2 separate regions of the Homo sapiens genome follow, and region 2 is linked to region 1. The links are chromatin loops, found by intact Hi-C in ENCODE. Cell type or tissue: IMR-90. All regions are shown on one strand. Each heading gives the region's core, and the rest is flanking DNA. Links, peaks and the distances in the headings are about the cores only.

What was found. Peaks named below come from ENCODE experiments on the same cell type or tissue, not always from the same donor. Only the 100,000 strongest peaks of a DNase experiment are listed, where the experiment ranks them.
Region 2: a loop joins it to region 1, with 4 times the contacts of the local background. A loop is called at or near these places in 1 of 110 quality-filtered maps.

What each region holds. Positions count from the first base shown.
Region 1 is chr11:105,233,255-105,239,252 of GRCh38, forward strand. The region is part of intron 4 of LOC105369468 (a long non-coding RNA gene); the gene reads right to left. Among named protein-coding and RNA genes, the nearest start is that of CARD18, 96 kb to the left of the region's middle. In IMR-90, for the core only: no CTCF peak of the experiment used is centred there; a DNase peak (open chromatin) is centred at 3,637; H3K27ac peaks cover 1,529 bases.
Region 2 is chr11:103,937,492-103,943,489 of GRCh38, forward strand. PDGFD (platelet derived growth factor D) reads right to left here. Exons shown (of 7, transcript NM_025208.5): 5 at 5,961-5,998. Among named protein-coding and RNA genes, the nearest start is that of PDGFDDN, 34 kb to the left of the region's middle. In IMR-90, for the core only: no CTCF peak of the experiment used is centred there; a DNase peak (open chromatin) is centred at 3,220.

The sequences.
Region 1 (5,998 bases), core at 1,315-5,314:
TAAAAGAACTATATTTTTAGTGAAATATCTTCAAGGCTTCACCACATAAAGTGCATTAGAAATAAATGAAGAAACTTCAGAGGTTATGTAATCTTGAAATACTAGAAATTTGGGGAATATATCACCAGAGTTTGCTTAGAGAAACGGAGCACAATGAGCTTTATGGAAATCAGTGGTTTGTCACACACACACACACACACACACACACACAACAAGCTCTTAGGACATATCTCCCTGAAAATGCACATATATATACATGCATATTAGTGAATGTGCATTTTCAGGGGCAGGTGTCCTAAGAGCTTTCTTAAAGTTATATGAGACATTTGAGGTGCAAAGAGAAGAGAAACCACTTTTTCTAAATTGACACTTTTCATAAATATAAAACATGTCATTTGTCTAATTTTGCATAACTGGTGACAGAAACAGTTTTTTATTTAATATTTAATTTTTATTGTGTGCATATAAAGAGAGAAGAACTATGGTTTTAAAAAAACAGAGTGCCATTTTTGCCTTCAAAAAGTAAGTAAAATAAGTAAACTAGTAGGAACACTTACAAGTATACAGTTGCAATAATAAAAATTTATAAATATATTAATATAATCTGTGTGTATAATAAACGTATATAAAGAGAGGTAATATTTCATATTTTCCAATTGCCAGGAACTGTTCTAAGTAACTTTAAATGTATCATATTGCTTACAACTTAAGGAGATCCATGCTATGATTTCTCACATTTTGCTGCTGAGAATGCTGAGGCACAAAATATTTAAGATACTTGCCCAAAGTCACATAGTTAATAAGTAGCTGCATTTGAATTTGAACTCAATTCCCACAGTTTGTGTTTTTAATCAATCAATTATATTATAATACTTTTAATGATATGGGTACAAAATGTAATAAGAATATCAGAGAAAATGTTCTAAATCTACCCATGGGATTCTGTCTGCTTCACAGAAGAGGAATTTGAGCTGAGACTTGAGGAATGAGTAAAGATTTGTTCCATTTTTACAATGACATTTGAAACAATGAGAAAAATGTGTGCAAAGGATGTAGTAAGAAAGAAGTACATTGATATATATATACAAACACACACACACACGTCTATATGAGCAAAAATTTCAGAGAAGAAAGTTTAAGCCAGAAGATTAGAAGTTAAATAAGAATACTCCTTACTACCTATCCATCCATCATTTATTTAGACTATCTAAAGAAACTTTAAATTGTACAAATAGGTATTCCATATATCATTTTATTTGGCATTTATACTAATGTAGCAAAATTGGACACTGATAAAAATTTGGACTCTGGAGTCAAACACACATGGTTTGAATCCTGACTCTGTGATGTCATACACAAGAAACATTAGGCATATTTTGAAATAATATATATTAATTCTTCAGTTTTTCTCAGAGATTTTTAGTATGTGACATTGAACAAACATATGAATGTCTTTAGAACTCAGTTTTCTTATATGTAAAATGAGAATTATAAAACATCATTTCTTAAATAAAACGTGATGCTATTATCAAAATATATAGCATGGGAATGTCATTAATTTGTGTTTTTTAATATTCTAGGTAGACAGAATAGCAAGTATAAGACCTTGAACTGGGAATCTGGGGTATTTTAGGAACAGAAATAAGGTGCTAATATCAACAGACACTAGTGAAGAAGGGGAAGAATTCTATATAAGATAGAGACATAGGCAGTATCCTGAGCATACAGAGCATTGTAGACATAAATAGTGTTTGGGATTTTAGTATAGAGATTTTGTTCTAAACATTGAAAGATTCCACCAATAGCAGACCACCCATTCTTCACAAGTGGAAGTGGACTTTCTCAAAGTTGGATCACATGCTAGTTTATGCTACAAATCAAGTCTCAATCAATTTAAAATATTGAAATTATACAAAGTCTATTCTCCAACTATAATGAAATGAAATCACAAATCAATAACCAAAAGACAGTTGGGTGATTCCAAGATATGTGGAAATTAACAACACAATCCTTAAAAGACTTCGAGTCAAATAAGAAATAAAAAGGTACATTAGAAAATATTTTGACCTCAACAAATTAGGCATTGAAAGATCATACCTCAAAATAATAAGAATCATCTAGGACAAACCAATAACCAACATCATACTGAATGGGCAAAAGCCAAAACCATTTTCTTGAGAACTGGAACAACATGAGGATGTCCACACTTACCTATCCTATTTAACATAGTACTGGATGTCCTAGCCAAAACAATCAGGTGAGAGAAAGAAATAAAGACATCTCTAACTAGGAAAGGAAGATGTCAAATTTCCTCTCTTCATGATGATATTATTCTATACCTAAAAAACCCTAAAGACTGCCAAAAGACTCCTAGAATTGATAAACGACTTCAGTAAATTTGCAGGATAAAAATCAACATACAGAAATCACTAGCATTTCTATATATCAATAACATTCAAGTTGAAAGCCAAATAATATCACAATCCCATTTACAATAGCCACAAAAAATAATGAAGTACCTAGAAATACATCTAACCAAGGAGGTGAATGATCTCTGCAAGGAAAACTACAAAACACTAGGGAAATGAAGCAGAAATTACACAAATGAATGAAAAAACATCCCATGCTCATGGATTGGAATAATTAATGCAGTTAAAATGGCCATACTGTCCAAAGAAATCTACAGATTCAATGTTATTCCTATAAATACCAATATCATTTTGCAGAGACTAGAAAAAAAACTCTTCTGAAATTTATATGGAACCAAAGAGATCTTAAGTAGGCAAAACAATCCTAAGCAAAAACAACAAATCCAGAGTCAGCACATTACCTGTGTTCAAACTATGCTATAAAGCTACAATAACCAAAATACCACGATACTGGTTCAAAAAACAAAAACATGGACCAGTGGAATAGAATACAGAACACAGAAAGAAAGCCACACACCTACAGCCATTTTGTCTTCAACAAGGTCAACAAAATGATAAAAAAGGAAAAGATTCCCTGTGCAATAAATGGTGCTGGGATAACTGGCTAGCCATATGTAGAAGAATGAAACTGGATCACTATCATTTACTATATACAAAAATTAACTCAAGATGAACTGAAGATTTAAATGTAAGACCTTAAACTATAAAAGTCCTAGAAGAAAAGATAGGAAATACCATTTTGGACATTGGCTGTGGTAAATAATTTGTGACTAAGCCCCCAAAAGCAATTGCAACAAAAACAAAAATTGACAAGTAGAACCTAATTAACTAAAGAGCTTATACACAGCAAAAGAAACTATCCACACAGCAAACAGAAAACCCACAGAATGGGAGGAAATATTTGCAAACTATACACGCAACAAAGGTCTAATATCCAACATGTATAAGGAAGTTAAACAATTCAACAAAAAACAACCCCATTAAAAAGATATAGTGATATAAACAGACATTTTCTCAAAAGAAGATTTACAAGCAGCCAACGAGCATATGAAAAAAATGCTCAATACCAATAATCATGAGAAAAATGCAAAAGAAAACCACAGTGAGATATCAACTTACATCACTCCCATGGCTACTATTAAAAAGTCAAGGAAAAAATAAAAGAGATGCTGACAAGGCTGCAGAGAAAAGGGAATGCTTATACACAGTTAGTGGGAATGTAAATTAGTTCAGCCCCTGTGGAAAGCAGTTGAGAGATTTCTCAAACAACTTAAAACAGAGCTATCATTCAGACTAGCAATCCCTCTACTGGGTATATACACAAAGGAAAATAAATCATTCTACCGAAAAGACCTATGCACTTGTATGTTTATCACAGCACTCTTCACAATAACAAAGACATGGAATCAACCTAGGGGATCATAAACAGTATAGTGGATAAAGAATGTGGCACATCAACAAGGAACTCCATGCAGCCATAAAAAAAATAATGAAATTATGTCTTTTGCAGTGACATGAATGCAGCTGGAGGCCATCTCCCTAAGCAAATTAATGTAAAAACAGAAAATTGAACATTGCATGTTCTCATATATAAGTGAGAGTTAATCATTCGATACATATGGACATGAAGATGGGAACAATAAACACTGGGAACTACTGGAGAGGGTAGGTGGGAAAGGGGCAAGGATTGACGGGGAAAGGGGCAAACTACAGTAATGTAGGTTTTTTTTCCTGGTTTCAAATCCCAATTTTCAAACTTCATATCAGAACTTAAAAGAAAAAGAATCAATCTCATGATCAAATATAAGACAGATGTGTCTCCCTTAAAAGGCTAGCTCCAAGCTAAAAATGGCCCCAAAATATTGAGAACAATGTTCCTTCACAGAGTATTTTCCCTTCCACATTTCCAAGGCTCAGAGTATTTTACTTTCCACATTTCCAAGGCTCCTCCCGACTCCTTCTCTATCTGGCATCTGTTATGTTCCATCATCCATTGGGCAGAAACAACACTACTATCCGTATACAGGGCATTTGTCTCAAGTTATTCCATCATGTCCACAAAAGTAGGGCAGGAGATTACTGGGAAGAAAAGCAGTTGATTTTTTTCTGCTTTATTAATGTTTTTACCTTTTTTTTTTTTAATTTTTAAAGTATACTTTAAGTTCTGAGATACACGTGCAGAACGGGCAGGTTTGTTACATAGGTATACACGTGCCATAGTGGTTTGCTGCACCCATCAACCCGTCATCTACATTAGGTATTTCTCCTAATGCTATCCCTCCCCTAGCCCCCCAACCCCCAACAGGCCCTGGTATGTGATGTTCTCCTCCCTGTGTCCATGTGTTCTCATTGTTCAACTCCCACTTATGAGTGAGAACATGTGGTGTTTTAGTTTTTTCAACAAATGATTCTAGGACAACTAGATATCAACATGCAAAAGAGTGAATTTAGACTCATCTCACATAATACAAAAAATTAAATCAAAATAGATAAAAGACTTAACTATAAGAACTAAAACTGTAAAACTTTTTGAAGAAAAATACAGAAATAAATATTACTGACTTCGAATTTACCAACAAAAGAAAAAATAGATTAATTGGACGTTTTCAAAATCAAGAAACCCATTTTTCTTTTCAATAACACTGTTAAGAAGCTAAAAAAAAATCAGAGAATGGGAGAAAACATTTGCAAATCATACATTTGATATGTATCTATCATCCAGAATATAAAAAGAATCCTTATAATTCAACAGTAAAAGATGAATAATTAAAAATGGGCTTAGGATTAAGATATTATTTCAATGTAGATAAACAAATGGTCAATAGTACATAAAAAGATGCTCAACACTATTCATTATTAGAAAACTACAAATCAAAACCACAATGAAATACTGCTTCCTATAATTCAAAATGACTATAATAAAAATGGAAAATAACATGTGTTGGTGAAAATGTGGAGAAATTAAAATCCTTATACTTTGCTCATTGGAACGTAACATGGTACAGCCATTTGGAAAAACATTTTGACAATTTCACAAAAAGTTAAACATAGAGTGACCATATGATTGAACAATTCCACAGTTAGATATATAAAACATATATTTCCACAAAATATGTACACAAATGTCATTTTAACTTTATTCATGTTAGCCAAAAAGTGGAAACAAACCAAAAGTCCATCAACTGATGAATGGATAAACAAAATGGGTATATTTCTGCAATGAACTGATTTATCCATAAAAAGGAGTGACGTAGTGACACATGCTAAAACATGGATGTATCTTGAAAACTGTATGCTGACTGAAAGAAGGCAAACACAAAAAGGCACACGTTGTATGATTCCAATTATATGAAATGTCCATTATAGGCAAATTCATAAAGACAAAAAGTAGATTAGTAATTTCCAGAACTTGCGGGGAGGGGATAATGGGAAATGACTGCCAGTAGTTACGTGGTTTGTTTGTTTGTTTGTTTGTTTTAGATGATGAAAAAATCCTGGAATCTGATAGTGGTGAGGGTTGTATAACCGTGAATGTACTAATAATCTTTATGTATTTTAAGAGGATGAAT
Region 2 (5,998 bases), core at 1,119-5,118, 1.3 Mb before region 1:
ATAAATATACATTGTCCTTAAATTCATAGGTATATGTTTTTTCTGTTTTGTTTTGTTTTTTTAATTTTATGATTATTATACTTTAAGTTTTAGAGTACATATGCACAATGTGCAGGTTTGTTACATATGTATACATGTGCCATGTTGGTGTGCTGCACCCATTAACTCGTCATTTAACATTAGGTATATCTCCTAATGCTATCCCTCCCCCCTCCCCCCACCCCACAACAGTCCTCAGTGTGTGATGTTCCCCTTCCTGTGTCCATGTGTTCTCATTGTTCAATTCCCACCTATGAGTGAGAACATGCGGTGTTTGGTTTTTTGTCCTTGTGATAGTTTGCTGAGAATGATGGTTTCCAGCTTCATCCATGTCCCTACAAAGGACACGAACTCATCATTTTTTATGGCTGCATAGTATTCCATGGTGTATATGTGCCACATTTTCTTAATCCAGTCTATCGTTGTTGGACATTTAGGTTGGTTCCAAGTCTTTGCTATTGTGAATAGTGCTGCTATAAACATACATGTGCTTGTGTCTTTATAGCAGCATGATTTATAATCCTTTGGGTATATACCCAGTAATGGGATGGCTGGGTCAAATGGTATTTCTAGTTCTAGATCCCTGAGGAATCACCACACTGACTTCCACAATGGTTGAACTAGTTCACAGTCCCACCAACAGTGTAAAAGTGTTCCTATTTCTCCACATTCTCTCCAGCACCTGTTGTTTCCTGACTTTTTAATGATTGCCATTCTAACTGGTGTGAGATGGTATCTCATTGTGGTTTTGATTTGCATTTCTCTGATGGCCAGTGATGATGAGTATTTTTTCATGTGTTTTTTGGCTGCATAAATGCCTTCTTTTGAGAAGTGTCTGTTCATATCCTTCACCCACTTTTTGATGGGGTTCTTTGTTTTTTTCTTGTAAATTTGTTTGAGTTCATTGTAGATTCTGGATATTAGCCCTTTGTCAAATGAGTAGGTTGCAAAAATTTTCTCCCATTCTGTAAGTTGCCTGTTCACTCTGATGGTAGTTTCTTTTGCTGTGCAGAAGCTCTTTAGTTTAATTAGATCCCATTTGTCAATTTTGGCTTTTGTTGCCATTGCTTTTGGTGTTTTAGACATGAAGTCCTTGCCCATGCCTATGTCCTGAATGGTATTGCCTGGGTTTTCTTCTAGGGATTTTATGGTTTTAGGTCTAACATTTAAGTCTTTAATCCATCTTGAATTAATTTTTGTATAAGGTGTAAGGAAGGGATCCAGTTTCAGCTTTCTACATAGGGCTAGCCAGTTTTCTCAGCACCATTTATTAAATAGGGAATCCTTTCCCCATTGCTTGTTTTTCTCAGGTTTGTCAAAGATCAGATAGTTGTAGATATGCGGCATTATTTCTGAGGGCTCTGTTCTGTTCCATTGGTTGATATCTCTGTTTTGGTACCAGTACCATGTTGTTTTGGTTACTGTAGCCTTGTAGTGTAGTTTGAAGTCAGGTAGCATGATGCCTCCAGCTTTGTTCTTTTGGCTTAGGATTGACTTGGCGATGTGGGCTCTTTTTTGGTTCCACATGAACTTTAAAGTAGTTTTTTCCAATTCTGTGAAGAAAGTAATTGGTAGCTTGATGGGGATGGCATTGAATCTATAAATTACCTTGGGCAGTATGGCCATTTTCACGATATTGATTATTCCTACCCATGAGCATGGAATGTTCTTCCATTTCTTTGTATCCTCTTTTATTTCATTGAGCAGTGGTTTGTAGTTCTCCTTGAAGAGGTCCTTCATGTCCCTTGTAAGTTGGATTCCTAGGTATTTTATTCTCTTTGAAGCAATTGTGAATGGGAGTTCACTCGTGATTTGGCTCTCTGTTTGTCTGTTATTGGTGTATAGGAATGCTTGTGATTTTTGTACATTGATTTTGTATCCTGAGACTTTGCTGAAATTGCTTATCAGCTTGAGGAGATTTTGGGCTGAGATGATGGGGTTTTCTAGATATACAATCATGTCATCTGCAAACAGGGACAATTTGACTTCCTCTTTTCCTAATTGAATACCCTTTATTTCCTTCTCCTGCCTGATTGCCCTGGAGGCATATGTTTTCAATGAATTGTAGTTTAGTTTTAGTTAAACTGCAGTGGTAATGCAGCAATTTAAGGAGTATTTATGTAGCTTACAGAAAGAACACCCATATAATTTCACTTAATTTTATGCACACTTCCGATACTCATTATTAGTATATCTACCATAAAAAGTAAATGCAATTTGAACTTAAAATACTGATTTTTAAAAAATTAACTTCTGGGCAGCTTTGAGGTTAAAAGCATGAGGCTGAAACTACTGGCAAAAATTAGGTTTGAAACTACAGTTATCTACAGATTTCAATTATATACGCTACCCTTTTCTCCATTACCCCCTAGGAAACTGAAAGTTGAATATATTAACTTGTTATATTATCTTCACTCCAGAAGCTTTTACAGACAAGTTTGAGCTTATCTATTACTTGTGAATTTTAAAAATGTAGACATTATTGCGTTGACATCCTGGTTTCAATACTTGGTAATTTTATCTGTTTCCTCTCTCTCTCTTTCCTCACCAAAACTTTACTGTTCTTTTGCATTCGCCATTTTCAACTCTTCTTGAAGAGAACAAAAAGCTCACTTACCACCTCACCTCCCTTCTACTAAATAAAAAGAAGCAAAACACATCATTTAATTGTAAAATATGAACCTTCATATTTTAAATATTCCTGATTCATTATAAGTTCTTTACTCAGTGTGTCTGCATTCTATTTCAGAGTTCATAAAACTCTGTGTTTTGTATATTCACATTCAAATGTCATCTTAGAATCCTGCTCTTTGCAATCATGAAAAATACCACTTTCCATCTGTCTGGACAAATCAGAAGAATGGATGCTCAAAAGATATTCATAAATGATGAGCTTGCTTCTGCACAACATCATTAAGAAATTATTATACTGATAGAAGGAGACTTTTTGGAGATCCTGAAAAGGCAAAGTTTTATTTGACACCTAATGGACTTCCATTATCCATCGCTATTTTCCTGTTTTCACTGTTTATTCACTGCTCCCCTCCTCATACATTGGCATACAAGCCATGAATTTGTATTTTTAAGTTCTCAAAGCAGAAAATACCAGCTGAAATATTAAACCTGACTTCCCTTGTTTTTGTGATACATGCAGGTGATTCAGCATCAATGGAATGATAAATAATTAAATCAGCACATTTATACAAGAGCAGAGACAGTGGTGACTTGCCAGGGTTAAATTAAATGGTACAAAAATGCCTTAGGGCCATTTTAAACAAGAGATTAAGAAATGCAACCTAAGCCAGCAGGGGAGAGAGACGATGTTTACTTTGTCACAAACATCAAGTAGTATGTCACCTTGAATGCTCTTGCAAGGTTATTTCGGTAACCAAAGACATTTTTAATAAAGCTACCCTCTCCAGTCTATGGGGTGGTTTCTATAAACTTTAGAAATAGGCTAACACTGGATTAGTAATATATTCCATCCCACAAACATTAATTGAGCATCTAAAATATGTCAGAGACTGTTCCAAGTACTGCAGATACAGGATGAACAATCTCTAAAGTAGTGTTTCTTGACACTGGCTGTCTCTAAGGATCACTCTCCTAGGAACCATAAATAATATCAATATATATCCCAGTCTCACCCCATTGAGATTCTGAGTCAATGTATCTGGGGTGGGACTAGGCATCTGAAGTTTTTCAAAGCTCCCTCAGGTATTAAATATTCAGCCAGAGTGGAGAACCATAGGAGGTGCTGGGATCCCAGATCCTCTTAGAGGAAACACAACAGTACAATAACAGTGCAGCAGTAGGACATACAAAATGAGGTGGTGTCTTAAGTGCTCCTAACTTTACCAGGTTAGGGGGTGGGTAGACATCACAGGGACTACATCACAGAATAAGGGACAAGGTAGGCTTCACCAAGGAAGTAATGCAAACATATTTCAGAATTCTAAGTCATTATAGCTAGCTAACAATTTTTGAACACGTATCAAGTGTCAGGTGCTCTTGATGGCACCAGAAGCAGTCCCCAGAAGTAGGTGTTATTGCACACACATTGCCAATAAGAAAACTGAGATCAGGGTGCCTGCTAAAAAAAAAATCACAAAACTTGTAAGTGGCAGGGTTAGAATTTGAATCCAGGCCTCCTGCCTCCAACTCAACACAATTTCTAGGGGGAAAAAAAGTAATGGATTTAGGTGATTTCAAAATTTTAATATTTCCAGAAAAAAAGATGCCAAGAAGGGCTGTCCCTTGAATTGCTGAAGACAGAGTCAGCTTTTATTGCTCGTTTGTCCAATACTATTTTTATATAAAATTTCCTCTGGGGTTTTCAAAATATGTGCATATTTTACTTTCTTTTAAGTTGACCTAGTAGAGATCCAAACACAGCAATGTCTTACAGAAAAGCAATTTTTTCTTTAAATTGAATCCAATCTGTGCCCTGGAGAGATTCAGGGCTATAGTGATCTGCACATGGCATATCTCCATAACACCAGGGCCACCAGTGACTTTCTTGTCCCCCTCTTAGCTAAGCCATAAGCAGAAGGCCCAGGCAGGAGTTAACTAATTAGTCATTTTGTCCCAAATGTTATAAATGGTTGTGCTAAAGCAGCCCAGGTTCACAGTTCTTAAAAGTATTCTTAATATTTCAAAGTGCAGGAAACAAGCTGTATCTTGGTGAAATACCTTTATATCTACAATGCAAACCAGCCTTTCGAGACCTTTTAGGGAACATTTCAATTATAACAAACCTTATCAAATAAGGAAAGGACATAACAGACTAGAAGTAACTGTTTTATTCAATAAGAGGCAACTATATTTCATATCTTTATTAATTGGAGTTTTACATGCCAATAAACATTCTCATCCTAAGATCATATCACTCAGATGTAAGACCTGGATATTTATTTTTTTAGTTTAAGCATTGTTTTAACTCATGATGTTCTCTCTGCCTTAATGTTCCTCTCGGTTCTCCCCTTATTGTACTTTCCTGAAGTTTCTAATTGAATATGTGCTCTCACACATCTCCAAACTATTCCAGACCTTCTTTTCCTCTGCCTTGAGACATTTATATCTCGAGCACATAAACCACCCAGGCACCAAGCAGATATCAGATCTAGAAGGTAGAATTGAAATTTTCCAACAAAGTTTTGGCTGTTGCTTTAACAGGGTTCTCTCCTGCCAACACTGACATCCCTGGACTAAACCAATCTTCACACCTATCAGAGAGGCAAAACTATCAATTACACAAGCACTGTTCTTGTAGGCAAGAGACCAGGATCCTCATTCTTCTTCATTGCTAACTAACCACACAGACATTGGCAAATTACTTACTTCCTCTGACTTGTCTGTCTCCACTGTAAAATTGGGGCTAATAATGCCTTGCTTGCCAAAAAATAAGAAGCTGGTTCAGATAATTTTTATAAGATCTCATCCAGCTCCAAACTATGACCTATATATCTTTCACGGGACCAAACCCTTCTTAGTCTGATGCAAAAAAAACACAGTTTGGGCAAAATGCAGAACTTCATTTGAAAGTGCTGTGAAACATGACAATGGACTGATAGTAACCACCTGATCTAAGTGAGTTAAATATATTGTACTGCTAATCCTTACTCATTATTACAGGTTATGTCCCTAGTCCAAAAATCTAAACTCTGAAATGATCCAAAATCCAAAACTTTTTGAGCACCAACATGATTCTCAAAGGGAATGCTCACTGGAACATTTTGGAGTTCAGATTTTTGGATTAGGGATACTGAGCCAGCAAGTATAAATGTAAATGTTCCAAAATCCAAAAAGCATCCAAAATCCAAAAGACTTCTGGTTTCAAATACTTTGGATAAGGGATACTCAGCTTGTACTGTTAAGATTTCTATGTGCTTATGAAGAATGTACAAGTGTCTGTCTCTTACCTTTTGACTTCCGGTCATGGTATGACCTGCCTCGATAC